Regions from separate parts of the Mus musculus genome. Here regions 2 and 3 are each linked to region 1. Evidence: chromatin loops called from intact Hi-C (ENCODE). Cell type or tissue: left cerebral cortex. All regions are shown on one strand.

Region 1 (8,000 bases):
ACAAACCCCTCTCTTCATTCCAGCGTTTCAATGACTCCAGTTTCACCACTGGCAACCGGGGGGCCGTGGGCCACCACCGGGGCAGCGGAGGCGGGGCCGTGCCGGCGGCTGGGGGGATCACAGCACAGGCAGAAGCTGGGGGGCCTCAAGGGGCCAGAGGGGGCCGGGGGCAGCGAGCAGGTGGCTGCAGAGGCGAAGGTCAGAGTGAAGCCATAGTCTCCAGCTGGTGGAGGCAAAAGAGAGAGGGAGTTAGTTCTCTGAGATGGCATTTTTTTTTTACCCAAAACTGCTTGCCTGCTAAATTCTACTGAGAGATTATCCCTCACTAGCCATATACTAAGAGGTCATAATCCAGTCCCCTGAGTTCCTCTTCTGTGATCACCTCTGTCCTCTTGTGAAGCCAGCCCTCAATTCCAACCCTACTGCTATCTCCTCCTAAGGATGCCCCTGCCTCTGTTCACTCCTCAGAGCCCCCTGCTCCCCACTACCAACTCTCTCACATATCGTACTCCACACACATACTCCTGCACCTTGTAGGTTCACTGCTCAAGAAAAGCCGATTCATACGTCTCCAACTGTGCCTCTCTAGTATCTCTCCAACTTAGGAGCAGCAACTGTCAGAGACTAAGTCAGGGGATGTAGTTGGTAGGTGTTGGCCTAGCAAAGCCCTGGGTTTGATCCCAGCCACAGTATAAATGGGGCATGGTGGTGTATGCCTGTAATGTCAGCACTCAGTAGGTAGAGGCAGAAGGATCAGTTCAAGGGCGTCCTTGGCTACATAATAAGTTGGAGGCAAGTCTGGGCCACTTGACAGCCCATGTAAAGGAAAAAGAAAATGCTCACAAAGTCCTTTTCTTTTCTTTCTCCTTCTTAGCAGGATGCCAATCTCCCCAAAAGTTTCTGTGACACCTGCATTTCTTCTTATAATTTTCTCTACTTAGGAAACATAAATCCCTCACTGTCCCCTTAACTTAAAAAAAAAAAACCTTTCCAAGTGACCATCACTATTCACAGGAGTTCAATGTCTGCTCACTGGTCCTAACACTTCCACAGTTTTGTCCTAATAGGCCTCTCTTCCTCTCGTAGCCTCCGTGCCTTAGGAACTAGCCTTGCACCTCGGACACATCTCTGAAGTGCCAGAGGATTCAATAAAAATTCTGATGCCTGGACTCCTACCTGAGAAATCCCAATTTAATGGATCTGAGAAATAGTCAGAGCACCTAGGGTTTTTAGAAAGCACCCTGGACTATTTCCAAGTCCCCTAAGTTTAAGAGACTATACCCCCCACCTGCACCATTTGGACTCTCGGTCCCTCCTGTACTGTCATCCATCTCCCTTCCAACCCCAGCAGCCGACTGTGGTTTCAACTCAAAGAAAACTCTGTACTCTGTCTTGCTTCGAAGCATTTGGAACCTGGCCTCCCTTCTCCCTACAACTTACACAAACTCATCTTTTCCACTGCTTTCTTCTCCATTAAGAAAAATTTGCTCTGTGAGCACCACAGCTTCCCCACTCACAGCGATTACGCCCTCCAGACCCCAATTTCCTTCCATTCAGAAATGTCCTAATATCTAACCCGTCCAAAAATGTAATCGCCGTCTCCTGTTCTGCCCAGCATGCCCTGGCTCTTGCCCTCCACAGAGACACCTCACCACAGCTTCAGTAATTTCCCAGTTCTAGATGCTCTCAGGTGACTCTGCCGCTATACTCTCTTCAACATATTAGAACCTGCCCTCCCAACTTTTGTTTTTAAAAACATCGTAGAAAATCCCCTTCCTTTTGCCCACTTCTTCCACCCACCACAGCTTCTAGCACCTCTTTCATGTAGGAAAATCCCCTCTGCAGGCCCCATAGACTTCTCTGGAACAACCCCAGCCCTTCCCCATAACAATTTCACCTGTGCAGAAACTTAGCCCCCACCATCTCAAAAAAAAAAAAAAAAAAGGCGGGGGGGAGAAAGGGAGAAAGCTACAAACTACAACTCTCGGGATAACTCATTGCTGTGCATTCATTTCTGTCTTCTATACAATCCCACCATAGTGCCTCTTCCTCTCTGTTTCCTTTACCTGTTCTAACCTCTTCCCTTGACTTCTTTCCAATCCCCCTGTAGGAAAGTCTGGAAGCTCTGAGGATGAGAGGCAGCAACCAGAAACCCTGGGTCCTGGTACAGGGTGACCTTGGCCTCCCAGTTTCCTCTCCCTGGCTCCACCGCCCCCACCAGCTGGCCCTGGACTGGGTCTGCTCCCAGGAGGGGATGTAGAGAAAGGTTGTCTATGGGGGGGGTGTCTCCATGGCAACGGGGCCTAGTGCCCCACACGTGTGCTCCTGCCTTCTCTCTCTCATTCTCTCTCTCTCATTTTCTCTCTCTCATTCTCTCTCTCTCTCTCTCTCTCTCTGCCCCCCCCCCTTTCTGGGCTCATTCCAGCTGTCCATTTTCCAGGCTGGCCCCTGACCCGGACTGAGTTTCTCTCTTGCCTCTGGACATGCCTTTGCCCCTCACCAGTACCACAGCAGCTACCTCCACTATCTTAACAAATTGTTTCTTCCACAGACGTGAGCTCTGGTCCTGAGATGTACCTCTTTCCCATGCCTAGTGGGCCCTACAACCTGGAATTGAAGGAAAAGGGACCAGGAGGGACTTTCTTCATCAATAAAGATTTTTAAGAGCTTTTTGTTTTTGTCAATTTGAGAGGCAATCTGTTTTGCTTTGGAGACTCTTCATTGAGTCCATCTGCAAAGGAGAAAGGAATAGGGGACCCCCCCCCAGTTCTAAAGCTTCTGGATAGAAGAAGGGATCACAGTCCTTCATCTGAGAGACCAGCTTTTCTCAGAATCAGGGGGATCCACAGAACCTTAATTCTACACCCACCCACCTCCGATTAATAAAAAGATCTCTCACCTCAGTTGACGATAGGTCAACTCTCCGATGCACTGGGGAGGGACGTCCAGCCCCTGTTGCCAGCACCCCCCCAAAAAACACCTCTGGGCTCCCAATTCTTGCTGCTTCCCCCTCCCCCAACAGCAAGGGACCCAGGCGTCCGACCTGGTTGAGACGGGATGGAGATGAGGAGGCGTATGAAGAATGGGGGTGTAGAGTGAGGGGGAGGGGAGCCGGGGGTAGCTCGGAGCTTGGGCGGTCAGGATATGAGGGTCGGGATTTAAAAAAAAAAAAAAAAAAAAAAAAAGGTGAGGAGACAATTTGGTTTTCGTGTCGCTGGGTAAAGTGCGGAGCTGGAAGAGAGAAGGAGGGAGGAGGGAGGGAGGGGGAGGGGAGCTGCTGAGGGATGGGGGAGCCTCCGAGAGGAGAGGGATTGGGGGGAAGGGAAGTGGTCGGGGAGCAGGGTCTGAGTGGCAGAAGGAAGCTGAGGAAGAAGAGAAACAGATCCAGAGAGGGAGGGAGATGAAGAGAGACAAGGAGAATCGGAAAAACAGAGAGATCCAGAGACTGAGAACAGAGGTGGGGGAGGGAAGGATTTGGGGGAGACAGTGACTGGTAGCAGAAGGAAGTTGAGGAGACACACACAGAGAGAAATATCCAGAGAGAGAAGGGGACAAAAGCAGGAAGAGATGCAAAGAGAGAACAGCAAGAGATGAGGGAGAAATAGAAGGGTAGGGGGAAGCTGGGGGAAGGTGGGGGGGGGGTTGAGAGGAAGAGGGATGGGGTCTGGGCAACGGAAGGGAACAGGAGTAAGAGATAAGGGAGAGAAAAGGGAGGAGAGACAGATGGGAAGAGAGAGATTGAGAGGATGGGAAGAGGGAAAGAAATAGAGGAAGGGGTGATGAAGAAATTGGGGATGGGGCAAGGGGGGGGGAGAGAGAGAGAGAGAGAGAGAGAGAGAGAGAGAGAGAGAGAGAGAGAGAGAGAGAGAGAGAGAGGTTGATTGTGGGAAACGGGACCATTTCAGGTGCACTGAGGAAGTCAGAGATAGAGGACACCTCTGCTCCCTCTCACCCGCACCCCAATCCCCTTGATCCCTACCCCCAACCCCATTTCAAAGCCACCACCCCCACCCCCACTAGCCTCCATTTCTTCAGCATGGCTTGCCGCCGCCACCGCCTCTTCCTGTTGTCATAGCAACAGGATCCAGGCGCCCAGCCAAGGTTGGCAGCGGCGGCCGGAAATAAGGGGAGGGCCTTTTTAAAAAGACCCCAGGAATGCCCTCCCCACCTCTTCCCCCCCCCCCAAAAAAAATCAAGGAAAAGCTCAGCTTCCCAGGTCTTTTCTCCTCTTTTCTCAAGTAGCGGGGCCAAAGATTGCTTCCAAATGAACCATCATTCATTTACAAGCACAGCAAGCATTTTGAGTTTTACCAACAATTTTCTTTTTCTTGGTACCCTCTGCTTCCCCATTGCTTAACCCTGACGGAAAAGGAGGATGTCGTTCGGTTCTCATCAAGACAAGAATCAGGCTGGGGAACAAAGAGGATAGATAAACGCATTCAGGACTGGGCTGGAGAACTAGGCAACAGTTGTGAACATAGCTGTCACTTCTAAAACTAACCAGTGAGTATGGGATGGGCCAATTTCAGGTAGGGAAAAAAAAAAAAAAACAGACGATTTTAACTTTGTTCTTGGTCTGAGTTTCAGGAATGTCTCCTGGCTTCTGGGTGACCTTGGACCAAACATTTCCTGTCCTTCTAAACTCAGCCATTCTGGGGACCAGAGTTGCCTTGAGACAAAATGATAACAGCCTGGAAAGTCGCCTCACTTTTTTTTTAAAGGACGATGTAAATTGAGCCAGGAGTAGTGGTGCACATTTTTGATCCCAGGGAGGTAGAGATAGGAGCATCAGAGTTCAAGGTTGTCCTTGGTTACATAGGGAGTTTGAGGTCAGCCTGAGCTACATGGGCATGGGGGGAGGGGGGAGGGAAAACGACACCATAAAAAAATCTTAAGAACTAGCCAAGGTTTGTCTCTCTTGGGCTAGACAGCCCACAAACCACTTTATCTCAGGAAATTCTTACAAAGTATCTGTGAAATGGGCAGGCTGAGACTCTGAGATGTGAAGCCATTCACCCAAGATCACCCAGGGGATACGAGGCAGAGCTGAGTTGAAGCAGCTTTTTTGTGGAGAAAGACCAGCAATGGGTGAGTTTCAGAGACTTTTTTTTAATGTGTGTGTGTGTGTGTGTGTGTGTGAGAGAGAGAGAGAGAGAGAGAGAGAGAGAGAGAGAGAGATTGAGGAAGTATTCGTGCCACGGCAAGCCCCTGAAGGTCACAAGATAACTTGCAAGAGTTGGTTCTCTCCTTCTGCCATATGGGTCCTGCAGACAAACCTCAGGTCATCAAGCTTGCATGGCAAACGCTTATATGGGCCAAGCTATCTCGCTGACTCCGAGAATCATTTAAACATACCTTTACCAGGCAGTCCTCTGTCCTGGGAGTTACAGAGGACAACCTAGGCTCCTCTCTACATCATTGCCTGGATATATTTTCTATTTCTTTGTATCTAGTTTCTCAAAAATTGCACTAGTCTCTTTCTTTTTTCCCTCCTTGTTTGTTTGTTTTGTTGTTTCTTTTTATTTTATTTTATTTTATTTTATTTTATTTTATTTGGGTCAGCATCTCAGTTTGTAGCCCAGGATGACCCAGGACTCATTCTATAGCCCAGACTGGGCAATCTTCCTGTCTCAGTTTGGACAGGTTTGTATCAGGACACGGGTTTTTTTCATGAGAACTGCTTTATCTCAGTTCATTTCATCCCCACCATGCCCCTGAGGGGCTGGATTATGAGAAACATCCTAACACCTCTGGCTTAGAAGCAAATAAAAACAACTCTTAAGGGAAGGAAGGGGGCCTGGAATCCACTTGTCGGCTCTGGTGTGCGCATCATCTTTTCCCAGGGAGAGGACTATAGCAGACTCCACCATGACAACCGATATAAACTGAGCTTTTACTTTACAGACTCAGCGCCTTGTAAGCATCCTGTCTTGGAGAGAAGCAGTTCAGAGGTTAGCCCTGTACTGTTTTATTTTAATGACTTATTTCTCTGCTTGTTGTATATATGTATGGACACATCTTTGCATATGTGTACAGGTGCGTGCGTGCGTGTGTGCGTGCGTGCGTGCGTGCGTGTGTGTGTGCGTGCGTGCGTGCGTGCGCGTGCGTGTGTGCGTGCGTGCGTGCGTGTGTGTGTGTGTGTGCGTGCGTGCGTGCGTGTGTGCGTGCGTGCGTGTGTGTGTGTGTAACGGAAGTCCGCGTCGCTATCTTCTTCATGCTCTCCATCTTATATCTTGGGACAGGGTCTCTCACTGAGATTGAGGAGTCTGTTAGACTGGTCAGGCAGCAGAACTCAGGCTGTTTCTGTTCCTCTTCCCTTCTCCTGAGATTATGGGCTCTGCCACACTCAGATGCTTCCATAGGTGCAGGGAATTTAAACTCAGATCTTCACGCCTTTGCTGCAAGCCTCTCACTGGCTGAGCCACCTGTACAACTTCTAGTTATTTGTTTTTATTTTAAAGACAGGTTCTCTTGTGTCGCAGGCTGGCCAGGAATTCACTGTGCAGTCAAAGATGACCCTGAACTTCTGATCTTCTTGTCTCTATCTCCTGAACTTTGGGATTATGGGTGTACAATACCATACTTAGTTTTGTTGTTGTTGTTGTTGTTGTTGTTTTCGAGACAGGGTTTCTCTGTGTAGCCCTGTCTGTCCTGGAACTCACTCTGTAGATTAGGCTGGCCTTGAACTCAGAAATCCGCCTGCCTCTGCCTCCTGAGTGCTGGGATTAAAGGTGTGCGCCACCAACACCCGGCACCATACTTAGCTTTAAGTTGCTTAATTCATTTCATTGTATTTCTTTTTCTGTGCAATTATAGGAAATAGGAGGAGTATGCATGCCATGATATTTATGTGCATACCAGAGGACAGTCAGTGAGAATTGGTTCTCTCCACAATATAGGTCCCAGAAAGGGAACTCATCACATCAGGCCTGGTGCAAGTACCTTTTATCCAATAAGCTATTGGGGGCGGGGGGGGATGTCTTATTATGTAGACTAGATTGGCTTTAAACTTCTATCAGCTTCCCTTCCTGAGCCTCTCAAGTGCTGGGATTTCAGGCATGCATCATCATGTCTAGTTTAGCTCTCATTTTATAGACATAAAAACTGAAGGTGAGAAAGAGAAGCATGACACATAGCTAGGAATCGACGTCAGCTGACGTCAACATTGGGTATCACATAGTGAAGTCACGCCAGGGTTTCCCAGCCTTGCTGTGACTGACATCCACACCAGGTGTGACTTTCTTGAGGGATGTATTTCACATTGTGGGAGACTGAGCAGCAACCCTGGCTGGCACCCACTAAAATTGGCAACCTCTCTCTAGTTCTGGTAACCAGAGTATTCCTTCAGACACTGCCCAGAGTCCCTTTCAAGATAAAAATCAGCCACAGTTGAGAAATAGCAACATAAAATAGCCACTGGAGGTAGGGGATGCCAGCTTTATTTTTATTTTAAATTAAAATCAATTTCCTAAATAACTCAACATTGCTAGTAACTACTTTTTAGAGTTAAAAAGAACTAAATAGTACATGAGGGATTTTAAGAAAAACAGTTTGCCAATTCTACTCCAAGTCCTGTTCCTTGTGAGAAGGAGCTGCTAGTGGGGATTTTGTTGTTGTTGTTTTAGGGTTCTATAGTTTATTTTATACACATGAGTGTTTGGCTTGCATCTATGTATGCACACCACATGTGTGCCTGGTGCTGGATGAGGTCAGAAGAGGGAGTCTGACCTTTGGGATTTGAGTTACAGATGGTTGTGAGTCACTGTTTGGAGGCTGGGAGTTGAACCTGGATGCAGAAGCAACAATCACTTTAAACCCCGAGCCATTTCTCCAACCCCACTGTGTGTGTGTGTGTGTGTGTGTGTGTGTGTGTGTGTGTGTGTGCGCGCCTACGTGCACATGCCAGTGCAGGTGTGAACAACAAAAAAAGGGTGTTGGTGCTATCTATCACTTTCTGTCTGTTCCTTCGAGGCAGGGTCTCTCCCTGTGCCTGGACTGTG
Region 2 (8,000 bases), 65 kb before region 1:
GGGGGTCACCATGTTAAGTGAAATAAAACAGACTCTAACAGCCAAGTCTCATCTATTTTCTCTCATATGTAGAATTAGCAGGTGAGAGGAGGACACAGAATTGGAGGGAAGATGTCTAGGGATATAAAAGGATGTCATTGGGGTGTGCCTGCATGCATGTCTATATGAGGATATCATATCCCTGGAACAGGAGTTAAAAAACAGTTGTGAACTGCCATGTGGGTACTGGGAATTGAACTTGGATCCTCTTTATGAGCAACGAGTGCTCTCACCAGCCTCCCTCTACTTCCCTGTCTGCTGCTGTGATAAAATGTGCTTGCTGAAAGCAACTTTCCTTATACTTCTGGGTCACAGTCCATCACTGAGGGAAGGCAAGACAAAAGTTCAAGGCAGGAACCTGATGGCAGGCATGCTTGATTTGATGCAATCAAGTAATTCACTCCACAGCCAAAGAATAGCAAAAACCATGGGCAATTTTCTATTGCTAGCTCGACAGCAGACTAGTTTTTACTTAGCCAGCTTTCTTATACAGCATGGGCTCATCTTTTCTAGGGATGGTGCCACCTGCAATGGGCTAGGTAATCCTACAGGGCAGTTCCTTGTGGAAGCGCCAAGGATCAATGCAATTTAGGCAATCCCTCAATTGAGGTATTCTTTTCAGATGGCTCTAGGCTATGTCAAGTTGACAGTTAAAATGAACTGGGACAAAATCGATAAGGGATATCCTTATGCCCTCTTCTGACCTCTGCACATGCACATAGGTGAGTTCACCTTCGCGTGCGAGAGTGTGTGTGTGTGTGTGTGTGTGTGTGCATGAACATGTGCGCACACTTGCACACAACAGGCATGCATGTGCGCACACATGCACACACACACACACACACACACACAAATAGATCTATCTTACATATAAAAAAATGTTAGAGAAGAAAGAAAGATATGTGAGGCCTCAGTGGGAAGGCTGCCATCTGCCAGCCAAGGACAGCAGCTTTTGTAATTTTACTGTTCTTGAACAAGGAAAAAAAAAAAAAACCCACGTCCTTGGAGAACTACTGACATTTGATCCCCAACTTTCAACCTGCAGACTGTGAGAAAAACGAATTTGTCCTGTTTTGTTTTATCGTCTGGTCCATCCCTGAGGGCCGTGCTGGAGAAGAAGCTGAGAATTATGGGACTAAAACTCTGTTGTTTGCAGCTTTGGATAAAAGGTTGGGCTGAGTGAAGATGGATAATTTCCTTTCTCATTGTGAACAGAAGATCTCCAATGAGGTTCCTGTTTGTGGGGAGGCCAGCTGTCCCTGACTTCACAAGAATGCTGTATGGGGGTGAGGGGCTCTCAATATGTTGGCATCTGTGATCTTAAAAGAGTAGGGAAGGATTTCTCAGGACACATAGCAGTTGTGGCTGCCTGCATGCGCGCGCGCGCGCGCACACACACACACACACACACAAAGTTAATGGGAGTGAATTTGTTCATAATACATTGCATACATTGAGATAAGGTGGTCACCCTATTGTGAGCACAGAAGTTGTATAAGATGTAGGCATGCCAAACAATACATCATCTAGTCAGCAAATAGGCCAAAGGAAGGAACATGCAGTTCTCAAAAGAAGAAAGAACGAAGAGCCAAGAAATATATGAAAAAGCATTCCATCCATATCTTTAGTCATCAGGGAAATGCAAATCAAGGCTACATTGAGATTCCATTTCACCCCACTCAACATGGCTATCATCCAGGAAATCAGAGACAAAATGCTGGAAAGAAGGAACTGAAATAGACCCGTTATTCATCGCTGCTAGGACTGTAAGCTGATGCAGCCACTATGGAAACCAGGATGGAGGTTCCTCAAAAAAATAAAAAAGAAACAGAGCTGGCCTATGTATTCTGGGCATACACGAAAAGGAACCTAAGTCAATATAGTACAGAGACACTTGAGTGTACATGCTTATTGCAATACTGTTCACAACAGCCAAGATTTGCAACCAATGATGCCCATCAACCAAGGAATGAATAAAGAAAACACACAAATGCACAGGAGAAGAGAATAAGGGACTTGGGAGTACTTAACCCAATCTATATCCCATCCCATCCTCACAGACCTCAAAGCTAATAGAGAAAGACAGGGTGGAGCTTGCATAGTGGTGCACACCTTTGAACCTAGTAATTGGGAGGCAGAAGCTGGTGGATCCCTATGAAGTCAAGGCCAGAGTGGTTTACACAGTAAGTTCCAGGACCAACAACTGGGCCTGTGTAGACAGATACTGTCTCAAAGAAGAAAACAGTGTAGACAGATTGAAGAGTCAGAGGTGATAAATTCTTACAATGAGACAGTTTTGTGGACACAGCAGGGCAGCTAGCTGCATATATGAACTCACAGAAGTTCTGACGATATGCACAAGACCCGTGCAAGCTCAAAGTGCCACACCCTCGATGGAGAGCTATTGATAGCTTCTAGGAGAGTCAGTTTTCCTTAAAGGTGTGGCCCCTGGTGGATTGATCACGATCTGTGGGATGGTCCTACATTTGAGTATTTAGGCAGCAATGAATTTCATAAGAAAAAGACAAATTGAAATTGAGTAGGTAGAGAAAGGCAGTGGATCTGGGAGGAGTTGAGGGTGGGTGGTAAATACGATCGAAATACATTCTGTGAAATTTTCAAGGAATTAATTAAAATACTATTTTAAAGGGCTGGAGGATGGCTTAGCAGTTAAGAACATTTGCTAGTTCTCCAGAGGACCTGAGTTAGGAAGCCAGAACCTGTACTCGGGTTGTGGGGATCTGACATACCCACACGTAGATATGCATAAAGAACATTCTTTAAAATACTATCTCTCCAGCCCCAAAATACTGTCTCAAAATATAATAAATACACAAGATAGTTGCATTTAGACATAAAGAAAAATGGAATTGTGACCTTTTCAGGAAAATAATGGATGGAGTTGGAGGTCAACCAAACTCAGAGAGAAAAATACTGTGTGCTTTCTCTCATTAGCAGAATCTATATTTACATACATGTGGTTAAAAAGAGGGGAGGAGAAAGGAGAACAGCAGGAAGAGGGGGAGGACAAAAAAGAGAGAGAGAGAGCAATGGCAGAGGGTGACCATGAACAAGCTGCAGTACTATACATGTATAAGATGTCATACTAAGGGCTGACATCATTCATGAAACCCATGGTCCAGTCCCAAGCATCGCTGGATATAGTGGTGCATTCCTGTAATCCCAGCACTGAGGAGGTGAAGGCAAAAGGATCAGAAGTTTCAAGGCCGTCTTTGGTTCCATAGACAAATAAAGGGCAGCATGGTCCCTATCTCAAGGAGGTGGGGGGAGGGGAGAGAGACTGATACCATCTCGTATGACGCATCTTATTTACAAGACAGAAATCAAGGTGGGATCGGGCTTGAAGCTTCTTCCCTGCTGGTTAGACCTCATCTTGCCAGAAAGTGCTTGCTCTTCAGAATGGTGGGGGAGAATTGCCATCAACAGCATTATTCAGCTGGGGACCCTGTGTGAACACTACCAAACAGCCAGACACATGCTGTAGCAATGGCAAGTCTGCACTGGGTAACTAATTGCTTTCTGATTGGACTTGAGGCCTGCCTTACAGGAGGGAATTCATATCTGGTACTATAAACACAGTCAAACATCCGTGGCTGGCTGGGTGCTGTTACCTTTAATTTTAGGATTCAGGAGGCAGAGGTAGGTAGGACTCTGAATCTGAGGCTAGCCTGGTCTATAGGAAGCTCCAGGCCAGCCAGGGCTACATAATGAAACCCTGTCTTGAAACTAAATAAAAAAGATAAAACATGACTTCTCATCCACTTTCCTCTTTCAGTGCTGGGATGTTGTCTGGCTTGAGCCTGTGCAGCAGGTCTTATGTATGCTGTCAAGGTCTCTGAAAGTCCTTATGTGTGTCAGGGTTTTTTTCCCCCTCTGTCTGGAAGACACTGTGTTAGAGTTATCCAGCACCTCTGGCTTTTGCAGTCTTCCCTCCCCTTCTTCCAAATAGGTTCCTGAGCCTTGAAGGAGGGATTTCATGAAGACATCCCGTTTAGGCCTGAGTGTTCCAAGATCTTTCACATCAGTCCCTCACAGCTACAAACCTTTCATCCTGCAGTGGTTACCGGCCTGTAAGACATACTGGTGCAGCCATGACATAAAGCTTATGGGAGTAGCCAACCACTTTTTAAAAACTATATTTAAGGCCCACTCCATGAGATGGGGCCCATATCTGACACTGTTAGCCTGTCATTGCAGAAGGCCTGGGCTTGGTTTCCAGCACCAACATTAGGAGGTTCACAGTGGCCTGTAATTCCCGCTTCATGGGATCTGACAGCTCTTCTGGCCTCTGTACACACACATACACACACACACACACACACACACACACACACCTTTTTAAGTTAATAAAGAAATGGGTGTGATCATTCTATCAATTTCCCCCATCATCCATCTATCAATTTCCCCCATCATCCATTCCCTTGGGTACAAATCTTCTGTCTGGTTGGTTTTGAGTTTGTGTTCTGGAACTCTCTATGTAGAGCAGGCTGGCCTCAAACTCACAGAGGTCTGTGTGCTTCTGCCTCCCGAGTGCTGAGATTAAAAGCGTGGACCACCATGCCCAGCAAACTTGACCTAAATCTTTGCCTGTGACCTTGAGCACCATAGAAGGTGTGTCTAATGACCTTCATAGGCATCTTAGGTCGGAAAGACTTCCAGTCACTTTTTTATATTAGCCAGATGCAAGAAGAAGCAGCAATCGTGTCAGCTCGGTAATTGAAACGCTTTGGCAGGCTGCCTGCAGCTGCAGAGTTAGAACATTCAGCTATTTCTTTATCCCCACCTGGACCTCCTAATCCTCCCCTGCTCTCTCACAAGCATGCAGGCCTCTCATCTGCAACTACTGTACTGGGAATGCATCTCCTCCGTCAGTCACCTAAGGACACCTGAACCCTCAAGGGGTCCTTTTGTATATTTCTAGGTTCTCTCTGCAGTCCCACTACACGCCTCCAGGTAGCGCTCGTGCAAAACTTATATATTAAAAAAAAAAAAAACAGGGTTCCTCTCTCTCTCTCTCTCTCTCTCTCTTCCCCCCCCCCCGTTCTGTGTCCATTCCCCTCCCCCCCCCCCACACCCCATCTCAGTAAGCTGGCCTCAAACTCTTTATGGAGTTGAGGTTATTTTTGAACTTCTAATCCTCCTGGTTCCTCCATTTCTTGAGCGATGAAATTTCAGGCGTGCTGTTACACTCAGTTTATGTGGTACTGGCTTTGTGTATGCTGAGTTAGAGCCTTCCCCTTTCCTCCTCCTCCTCCTCCTCCTCTTCCTCCTCTCCTTCCTGTTTGTTTCCCCCTCCCCCTTCTCTTCCTGCCTCAACCTCTCTGATAGCGCCACTAGTGTCAGAGAAAGCGTCCACTACTAATTAAGCTCATTTTACCAGAGGCTTTAGTGGGCTACTGGTTTCCTTCACCAGGCCCCAGGAGACCAGACGAGACCGTCATAGCATCCCCTGTCATATCATCTAACGGAACTTTACAAGGGTTTATTTCCAAAACCATAAAATTCCCAGTCCACTTGGGTCAGCTCGGTAAGGAAATCCCCTGTGCCCTTAGCTGGATGATGAGGCCAGTGAACTGCTCACCGGTTTGGGTTTTTCTATCTTCACACTTCTGCTGCCTGAAAAGCTCACCTCCCGCTGGCCTGCCCTCCTTTCGCAGCTCACTCAAGCGCCTGGCCTTTGATTTTTAATGGTGAGGTGCTGCTTCATTGGGGACCAGCTAGATCTTTCTGCTAAATCCTTTACAGATTCGCTTTTTAAATTCTACTAAGGAACACAGGCAAACAAACCATTTGTTGTTGTGATCTGGCCTGTGAACACTGCAAACAAACCGAAACCAAGGAAGTGCGAGGCTATACCTGGCCAGCCACCTAAACTTGTGAAGCCATCACACGTTGAGAACTGTGATGTGATCTCACAGACACTGGAAAAAGGCAGAACAGAAACAATTGAAAGGTTTCATACCCCAAGTCCTGCGAGGCTTAAGTCATACTCAGCTCTTCCGTGTGTCTTACTCTTTCTCTGAGAACCTCTTTCAACTTACTGCTGGGCTTAAATCTGTGTAAAATCCCCATTTAATAAATGTCAATATTGTTTTTTAAATAGACAGACAAACAAACAAGGTGGACAGTTCCTAAAGATAGTCTCTAGACCCCCTGTGCATATGTAAACACATACACCCCAGCTTATTCTAGATGCATACATTTAAAGTCATTAAAATGAGAGGTGTTTATCCCCTTACCTGACTGAAGGCCAGAATGTGGTCATCTCAGTGTGGATTGACTCAGGAGCTCTGTGATATCGTAAAAACAGCAGTCAATTGATCGCTTGTGTTTATTTCTCCCTCTCCCTAGAATTTTCCTTTTTTTTTTTTTTTTTTTTTTTTTTTGTAATCAGCCCAGTATATACACAAAACCAGAAACTGTATCACTAAGGTGCATTTTATTCAGAGAGCTGAGCCACCTGACAAGATAGTGGCTTATCGCCTTAAAGATCTGCCTTTCGTGCCATCTTTAACTAGCAGCTTTTACAGGGAGGGGAAACAAAGGCAGCCAGTTCTTCCAAAGTTTCCTCTTGCCCCTCTGGTCAAGTGGCCAGTCTTGTCTCTGAGATGTGTGGACTTAGAGCTCGTCCCCTTATCCTCGCCTGGGGGGAGGGGGGCGTGTCACAAACATCAAGGTCCTGAGGCTTTGGGTGGCATCTAGATTGAAGGTTAACTCAGAGCAAACAAACAGAGAGGAAACCAGGGATCCTTCATGGGACTCTTTGTCACATTAATAAAAGAATTTAAGAAGCTGGGCAATAGTGGTGTGTACTTTTAATCCCAGTTCTTGAGAGGCAGAGGCAGGCCTATCTGTGAGTTCAAGGCCGGTCTGATCTACAGACCACATTTCAGGACAGGGGTGAGGTGAGGTTGGGGGCCACCACGACAGGACCGAAATGGGGAGTACACTACTGATAGTTTTGTAATGTAATGTGTGATGAGGCGACAGGAGAGGTGTCTTAGCAGGACATGAGAAGGGGGATGTGGGAAAGAAAGGGGACAGAGAGGGACAGAAAGAGAGAGAAAGAAGGGAAGAAGCCAGCCCAGAACAGGTGGAGAAAGTGGGGGAAAGAGGACTCAGGGTGGGGGGGGGTGGGCGTGGGGTGTAGAGACAGACAGACAGAGAGAGAGAGAGAGAGAGGCCAGAGAAAGGCAGAGGGAGGCCAAATAGACCTTTTCTAGCAAGCCAGGCTCCTACCTGGCTGTTGCTAGGTAACTGTTGGGTGGGGTCCAGAAGAAATGCTAACAACTGTGAAAAATGGATCTAAGAATGGACACAAATGGAAGCTTATGGACAATGTTATTAGAGATTAAGAGAAACCCCCCACCCCCGGGGAAGGCAAACTGTAAACTTCAGCTCTCCTCTGTCTTCCTCTCCCCCTCCCCTTCCCGCTTCTGTGTGAGTGTATTCTTATACTACAGAGTATGCAGTCAGTGCCCCATTGTCACCCTGACCTAGCATTTTGACCAGCACTTGCCTGTTAGCCAAGTCATCACACCACCAGCAGCCTTTCCCTCTCTTCCGAAGTGACTCACAAACCTCCGAGAGCCTGCAAGTCTGCGCTATGCTCCCCAGACATCAAAGGGGCAACTGGTGGCTCCTTTCCACCTACACCCCTGTTGCCTGCTGGTGATTCAGAGAAAAAGCTTTTCTCCAGGCTTCTCTGAAATCTGTAAGAAGCAATACCCTGAACTCTGCCTCTTGAGTCCAGCGTCTCCTCAGAGGCCACCACACCACCACCACCAGCACCACCCTCAAATTCTGCCATATATCTGCCCATGGGGTTAAATATTTAATAAACTTCTTAATCAAAAAGATGACCCGTCTCAGTGTCCCCTAAATGCCAAACTCAAGACTTTGCTCTGCCCAGCTCTCAACCCCTGCCCCCAGCTTCTTGG
Region 3 (8,000 bases), 58 kb after region 1:
CCTAGAGATGATTCTTGACTCAAGCCACGTCTTAGACCAGAAATCCCGAGTATCAGGATTCTGATTAGATTACAAATTCTCAACCCAAGACAAAGTCCCCTAGATCCAACTTCCTATGTTGCTGTGCAAGCCCAATTCTAGAAGCCAGACCTTAGGAGATTCCTAAAGCTTTGAAGTAAGCCAGTAACTCAGAAACTAGCTTAATCAGCAGCTTCACATTTGAATGTGATAATGCAACCCCGACGCTGCCCTGATTTAAGTCCTCAGCTGTGAACACTACACCTCTCCCCCAAGGACCTGTGACCACAATTTAAGCAGAACTAGAGTACTAGGCTTAGACACTAAGTGACGGACGGACAACTTGATTTATTTGGAAATTCTATCACATGCTACCCAGCTTTAACTCCATGCTCTGACCTGGTCAATTGAAATGTTTTCTTTAGAACTGTACCTGAATCACATCCAATAATCTCCAAAGTAGGTCACCACTCACAGCTCCCTAACCCCATAACCTGGACTCCCACACTTGACTTCAGGCCTACTTAAGAATTTGAGCATCGTTGATACTTTTTGGATGCTTATCTTAACCTTAATGCTCAGTTGATTATTTTTTAAAATCACGTGTGTGTGTGTGTGTGTGTGTGTGTGTGTGTGTGTGTGTGTGTGTGGTGTGTTTACATGAGTATGAGCACACATGTGTGGTGGTCAGAAGACAACCTTAGGTGTCAGTCTCCTTCTACCTTGCTTGAAATAGGGCCTCTTGTTTGCTCCTTCTCATGCTAAGCTAGCTGGTATGCAAACTTGAACTAGAGATTCTCCTATCTCTACCTCCCTCTCACCATAGAAATTCTTCTATTACAGATCCATGCTATCTATCATCCTTACATGGGTTCGAGGAATCACAATTCAGAGCCTCACACTTCTGTGCCTTATGCTTTATACTCTAAGCCACCTCCCTAGCTTCGGATCAAATCACTTGTACAATCTTAGGTCCAAACCTAACTCTACCTTATCCAGGCAGGTCTGTGATCCTGGGGTCCTGGAATCTGTTCCAAGATATTAAGACCCAGAGATCTGAAGCTATGATTTGGATTTGAGACTTTCAAGAGCTTGAGCTGAGCCCCTCAAACCCAGCATTCACAATCAGAAAGCTCCAGTAAAACCAATCTCCCTTGCCCAGTAAACAAGAAAACAGCACTCTGAACTGGCTTTCCAATCATAAATTCCCCATCTCAGCCGGGCGTGGTGGTGCACGCCTTTAATCCCAGCACTCGGGAGGCAGAGGCAGGCAGATTTCTGAGTTTGAGGCCAGCCTGGTCTACAAAGTGAGTTCCAGGACAGCCAGGGCTATACAGAGAAACCCTGTCTTGAAAAACCAAAAGAAAAGAAAAAAAAAAAAAAAAAAGAATTCCCCATCTCCATCCTCCAAATTCTACCAGACTCTGGACTCTGATATCCCATGGTAGAACTTTTCAGTCGGTAATATCTAAGTCCTTTCTGTATTCTCCAGTCAAGAAATACCCAGTTGGTTTATATCTGAGACCTCCCAAGTTCTAATTAGGAGCTTAAAAGTTCTAACAAGGAGGTCCTAAAGGGTTCAATTTTTTTTGTATGTATGCATGCATTTATCATGTTTGTGTGTTTATGTGTGTGTGCATGTGTGTGGTCTCCATGGCACTCATGTGGAGATACTTTCGAGAGTTGGTACTTTCTTCTGACTATGTGGGTCCCAGGGATCTGGGGTCATCCATCAGGCTCAGAAGCAACCACCTTTACCAACCAAGCCATCTCAACAGCCTCCAAATTCTTTATCTATAATTCTTACACTACCACGCCCCTACAAGAAATCTCTCCTTGACACAAAATGCAATAATGTGCACTCAGGACTCACCTGAGTATCCCCAAGCTACTCTCAGCCAGAGTCCTCTATGACCAGAGATATACCCATCCCCTTAAAAAACAAACTCTGGGTAGGTGTGTGTGTCTACATGTGGGGTATGTTCAAGAGAATGTACCCGAGTCTAGAGGTGATGGATACATTGGAAGAAGCCAGAGGTGATGGGGCCTCTGGAGCTAGTGTTGAGAGACAATTGTGAATCACCTGACAGGTGCTGTGAAACAAACTCGAGTCTTCTGGAAGAGCAGCAAGTGTTCTTAACTAAACTATCTCTCCAGCTCCCACCCACCATCTTTTTCATTACAAAGTTTGAGACACCTCCCCCAAACATTTTCCCAATATGCAATTAAGACATGAGACTCTACTTGGCTCCATCAGAATTCTGTAAGCTTTTGGATTCTACTCCATCCCAATAAAGACCATAGAATCAGAGTCACCACTTACATCCTGGGGTTCTTAGGTCCAGAACCCCTCACTTTCAGCCCCAGCCTCGTGGAGGACCCAAAGATCTAGATTTAACAGAGCTGTCTAGCTTTTCTTCCCATCCCCCTTCAAGTGGCTCTGGGGCTTGACCGCCAGCTGCCTGCTCTGCTTTCAGTACTCAGCTCATACAAGCATTATCTACCCAATCACCGGACTGTCTTGGTCTGGGGAGCTGACCTCAGCCTTCGGGTCTGCTCCTCCTACTAGACTAGCAGTTGGGGAGCTGGACCTTTCCAATTCCCCTCACTTCTTACATTAATCCCATTCCTTCTCACGTCCAGTTCATCTTCTTTCTACCTGACCCACACAGCTCTTTATTCTGCTGCCATTCCACCTCTGGGACACCCCCACCTCCACCATCACCAGGCCTGGAATCTCCTTCTGATTGATCCTTTACGCCAGCGTTTCCGCGATCTGGATATCTGAATGGCTCAAGTGCCATTCCTCAAAGCCCAAGTCCAAACTCCATCTCCCTTCGATATCCTTGGAGTCCGTAACTCTCCGCTTTATTTAGGACCCTTTCCCAGACTCACGGCTTGCTCTTACCGGCCTGGGCCCTCCTCCTTCGTCGTGATCCGCTTCCTCAAAGACCCCGCCTAGAGCCTACCCAGTGGCGACGGTCTCTTAACTCTCAAACACCGAGTTTGTTTTCTTACTCTCGGACCCTCGGACCCCAGGTCCTCCGGGATCCACCAGGCCCAAATGTTCCTCTATCCGCCAAAACCTTCCCAAATTCAACATTGAAATCCTCAGGATCCCATACCTGGAGCCCCTCTAACCTCCCCCGAGCCCCAATTCCGGCTGAGAGTGGTCTAGCTCGGAGCCCCCTTGCCTCACCGGACCCTCCCCTCGCTCTTACCTCTCTCAGGGCTGGGCGGACGCTCCGGGCCGCGGGCCCCGCAGCCGCATGACCGGCCCCGCGGTTTTCCCCGGCCGCCGCTGCCGCCACCGGGGTCTCCGGTGCCCGCGCCCCCCGCCCCCGCCCCCGAGCCCGGCGTCCCGGCCCCCTCCGGGCCTCCCACCCCCCACCCCCCTCGCCCGCGGCCTCACTCAGCGGACGCAGCCGGGAGCAGGGACCAGCGGCCGCTCATTGGCTAATGCGGAGGAGGGGAGGGGCGGGAAGGGAGGGAGAAGGATGCAGCGAGGGAATGAGATGAGCCTTCAGGATGGGGGGAAGGCAGGGAGGCAGGCAGGGAGGGAGAGAGAATAGAAACAGAGGCAGAGAGCCCAAGAAGGAGAGAGAGAGCAAGAGCGAGAGCGAGAGCGAGAGAGCGAGAGAAGAGAAAAGAGAGAAGAGAGAAGAGAGAAGAGAGAAGAGAGAAGAGAGAAGAGAGAGAGAGAAGAGAGAAGAGAGAGAGAGAGAAATATTTTCTGGAACTCACGCGTCCTGAGACTAGAAAAGACAGACAGAAAAGAGGAGACAGAGATGGAGTAGTTTCAGGTGTCCCCACCCCCACCACTCCAGCGGCTCAGAGATTTTGAGGCCCTGGGAGTAGAGAGGTCAGAGAGCCCCAAAATCCAGGCAAGGAGAGCTCAGAGGCCTTGGACCAAAGGAAACTGAAATCCAGGGACCTTAAGCTTGTAGGAGATGGGATGGGGAAATAGAAAAATAGAGAGAAATAGACGAGAGAGAGAGAGAGAGAGAGAGAGAGAGAGAGAGAGAGAGAGAGACTGACTTTCTGAGGAGAGACAGCAGGGGCAAGCCAGGATGGGATATCCCCCTGACGAGGACTGGGGCTGTAGCCAGGCAAGGGGCGGAGCCTGGGGGTCTGGGCAGCTGAAGAAGGCGGGAAGGGGCGTCCCGGGCCGGGTCCCTAGAGCAGCTGGCGGGCAGGCGCAGAGCAGAGCCGGGTCCTGCAGCCGCCGCGGAGCTGGGAGCGGGGCCAGCACCCCCCCCCCCCGCCGTGATGTCAGCGGGGCCACTCTTAAAGGGGCAGGCTGCCCGCCGAGGGTCGAAACTTGGACTGGGGCTTTCAGGAACGTGATAAGAGTACAGGAGAGGTGATACCAGAGAAAGGGGTAACCTCAGCCTCCAGTTGGAGTGAGACTCGAAGATCCGGAGGAGAGATGCCAGGCCTTCAAAGGAACCTGCTAAGCTTTTGAGGTTCTGTCCCCTCCAAACACACTGACAGGGGCACCATTCTGCTGGCTTGCCCGATCCAGAGACTACATTCCCCATCAGCCCTGGCGGCCAGAGGACAGCACCTGGGGAGGGGGGCAGGGTCTTCTGCGATGTCTGCTGGGAAACGTAGTCTTATCTTGATTGGTCCCCTTCACTCCCTGCTCTCCTCCACACGTACTTGCAAAGTGGGTCAGGGGAGAAAGAGGCCGGGAGGACGTTTCTGCCTGTCTTCTGCCTTGCTAACTGGTTCCCAAGCTTCCAGGTTCTGGTTCTCTCACCTTCTGTAACATGGGGTCCTTCTGAACAAGTCTGTCTCCCCACAGTAGGCTAGCTTTTCATATTTCTTACCAGGACTTCTCTAGATTCTGGTGTATGTTGTCTGTATCTGCACTTTGCTCTGGGTGAATATGAGTGTGTGGTAACTGGGTGGAGGGTCGATCACTTGCTGACACACTGGTCAAGGGTTATTCATTGAGTATGTTACCAATGTGGTCACATCGGTCTTCTCAGAAAAAACGGTTTGCATGGCGCTCTCATGCAAAAGTTGTCTTCTCTTTTTATTTTACAGGTCTGTGCATTTTCTCTCCACCACCCCCCATGTTTGTTTCTATGTACAGCCAGCCCACCTCCGCACCCACTTCGCCCCCTAAGCTTTACAAGAAAACATCCAAACATTTTAGCATCAGCATCCCAAATTTATTCTCCAGCAGCTGTGTCTGGGTGGGAGAGGATAAAGGAAGGGGGTGGGGAATGAGAAAGTCCCAGAAAGTTGCAGGCACTGCGGAGGACAAGGGCTGTGTGTGTGTGTGTGTGTGTGTGTGTGTGTGTGTGTGTGTGTGTGATTCCGACCAAGGCTGGAGCCATGCACGGGGCAGGTGAGCATTGAGGGATTCTGGAACAAGTCTAGAACAAAAGCTGACTGAGAAAAGTAGGGGGAAAGAATTCTTGGTGCATGCCAGGAATCCCCAGAGCGTGGAAGGGAGGTGGTCTGGAACGCTGAGCCCAGACTCCCACTTAACTCTACAACTGAAGTGGAGGTAGGAGGAGCCTTGAAGGATGCGGGGAGCAGATCTGGAGTCTTAGTCTGGAGCAGGCAATCTCATGAGACTATTTTCCCCAGAATGGTCTAGGGAGAGAGAAGGCATAAACTACCAAGTGGGGTTTCTGGGAAGAGTTGGAACAGTATCCAGATGTTGGGGGTGGGGAAAATCAGGGCTCAGCACAACGGAATCTAGAACACAGAAAGGCTCTAGAGACTCTTTGAGTTTAAAATGCCAGCAATGCTGGGAAACAGCGTCTAGAACTCGTTGGGGTGCGTGAAAGAGGCCAGAAGGCTAGGTGGGTTAAGAGACCTAGAATTCGGACTAGAGAGGGTAGATGGGTGTTACAGCCGGCTTGGCGGAGGGAGCACTGGGGACACCTAGCGGCAGCAGATGAGATTACATGACAGGCACGGGCACAGGGCTTGTGGGGCTGCGGGCATCTGGGTGCACGAAGTCCGGGTTCACATAAGTAAAGCCCTGGAAATCAGCTTGGTCGATGCTGGCTAGAACCAAGCGGTCTGGCGGGGTCAGTGCTGGCGCTGCCCGCGTGAAGAACTTGTCAAAGTTTTCGCCACTGCGGCCACACTATGATACGAACGAAAGGAAAATTAAGCCCTGATAATCAAAATCTATGCACATCCCCGTGGTCTCTGTTCGTCCCTTTAGGAGCATCTCTGCAGAAGGGCCCCCCACCTCCACATACAAGTTTTGAAGCTCGGGAGCCCCAACTTCCAGGGACAGGAGTTTGGGAGGGCAACTGACCGGACGTGGTCTGAAAGGAGGTGCAATTTCCAGTCTCTCCAACCTCTCCCAATCGATCCAACGGAAAAAGCCATGAGCCCGGATGGTGGGTTCCCCATCTGGCCCTGAGCCCAGGCGTTTTCCTGGGTGCTTGGTCAGGAACTGTGGAAAGCACACAGAGAGGACCTGTCAGATAGCTCAGCGAGTAAAGGCACTTGTCACCATGTCTAATAGATGATCTGAGTTCGATCCCTAGGACCCACACGTTGGAAGGGGAAAAATTACTCCTTAACATTGTCCTTTGAACTCCACATCTGTGTTCTGATGTATATGTGTGTGCGCACACACAAATCAATAGGCTAAAAATTAAATTTAAAATGCTTTTAAAAATCAAGTGTGGTGGTAAAAGAGTCAGAGAGGGGGAAATAGAGACATAGGAAAAATCCAAAAAAGGAGGAAGAGGGGAGGAAGAGATGGGGAGAACTGAAGATCTCCTATGGGCCATGCACTTTCTTCTGCATCAACCAGGGAGAAGAAACTGAGGCTCACAGTTTGGATGACTCAGCAAGACCCATGAAGAATATGTCATGGGGATTAGGGGTAATCTGACCCATCCAGCTCTAGAGAGACAGGCCTTGCCCTTTCAACATTTCCTGCTGTGGGTCAGGGTGAGGCAGAGGCCGCTCTTGGTCTGGGATGACAGCGAGGTAGCAAAATATTGTTCAAAACGACTTTTACAGAAGATGGCTGTAGGAAGGTTTGAGTGACAGGAGCCTTTTTCTGAAAAAGATGGCCACCGAGGTATATGGGTGGTGGGTCTGAAAAAGCTGGGAGTTGGAGTTCTTACCCCTTTGCAGATGGCCACAGCTTCCCGGGAAAGTGACTTGGGATAGGTGACAGTTTGTTCCATGATGGCTTGAAACAACTCTTCCTCATCTTCCCCATCAAAGGGTGGCTTTTAAGAAGGAGGCAGAACTAAGTCAGAGGCTTGAGAGGCAGCCTTTCCCAAATGTGCATCCACCAACATCCACTTCACACAAAAGCATCCTGATAACGCATCCCCACCTCTCCCCTATGGCCAACCGCCTTGGATAAAAGCAAGAAAACGATTCCATTTTTGTTTTGTTTTGTTTTTGTTTTTTCGAGACAGGATTTCTCTGTGTAGCCCTGGCTGTCCTGGAACTCACTCTGTAGACCAGGCTGGCCTTGAACTCAGAAATCCGCCTGCCTCTGCCTCCCAAGTACTGGGATTAAAGGCGTTGGCCACCACTGCCCGGCAACGATTCCATTTTCATCTCTAATTCCTCATCATACATGCCCTAGTTCTGTGCATCACTCTACTGTCTGGCTCTCTTTTTCTGCTATGTAAATCTGGCAATATGTCATCTAATGGGGGAGGGGGTGCAGGAAAGACTGGAAATGATTATCCTCACTGAATAAGGGGCTGAGACTTCTGTGATTAGGAAAGGCAACACAATGTGAAGGTTTTGTTTGTTTGCTTGTTTGTCTATTTTAAGACAGGGTCTTATGTAGCCTAGGCTATGACTGCCAAAGATGACCCTGAACTCCTGATCCTCTTATGTCTGCCTCTTAAGTGAAGTGCTGGAGGTACAGGCGGTGGATACCACATACAGTTATCTCATTTTAAAACAACGTTCCATGTGCATACTACGGCTTTCACACTATTGTAGCCTTTGATATGGTTCAGGCTGCT

What was found. Hi-C counts contacts between places; a loop is a spot of excess contacts. Peaks named below come from ENCODE experiments on the same cell type or tissue, not always from the same donor. Only the 100,000 strongest peaks of a DNase experiment are listed, where the experiment ranks them.
Region 2: a loop joins it to region 1, with 2.5 times the contacts of the local background. A loop is called at or near these places in 6 of 42 quality-filtered maps.
Region 3: it touches region 1 in a loop (4-fold over the local background); 6 of 42 quality-filtered maps call a loop at or near these places.

Annotation. Positions count from the first base shown.
Region 1 is chr7:3,386,265-3,394,264 of GRCm38, reverse strand. It overlaps Cacng8 (calcium channel, voltage-dependent, gamma subunit 8), which reads right to left and starts at 223. Exons shown (of 4, transcript NM_133190.3): 1 at 1-223. The coding sequence starts at 40. In left cerebral cortex, no CTCF peak of the experiment used is centred here; DNase peaks (open chromatin) are centred at 3,050, 3,412, 4,098, 7,155 and 2 more places; H3K4me3 peaks cover 5,049 bases; H3K27ac peaks cover 3,205 bases.
Region 2 is chr7:3,450,988-3,458,987 of GRCm38, reverse strand. It overlaps Gm35037 (a long non-coding RNA gene), which reads right to left and starts at 6,678. Exons shown (of 4, transcript XR_881797.1): 1 at 6,521-6,678; 2 at 6,300-6,350. In left cerebral cortex, a CTCF peak has its summit at 4,984; DNase peaks (open chromatin) are centred at 1,718, 2,530 and 7,740; H3K27ac peaks cover 924 bases.
Region 3 is chr7:3,328,276-3,336,275 of GRCm38, reverse strand. Prkcg (protein kinase C, gamma) reads right to left here. Exons shown (of 18, transcript NM_011102.4): 16 at 7,134-7,241; 17 at 6,308-6,448; 18 at 5,177-6,130. The coding sequence ends at 5,942. It overlaps Cacng7 (calcium channel, voltage-dependent, gamma subunit 7), which reads right to left and starts at 3,451. Exons shown (of 6, transcript NM_133189.5): 1 at 3,240-3,451. In left cerebral cortex, CTCF peaks have their summits at 4,572 and 5,926; DNase peaks (open chromatin) are centred at 5,148, 5,452, 5,930, 6,393 and 6 more places; H3K4me3 peaks cover 2,657 bases; H3K27ac peaks cover 2,193 bases.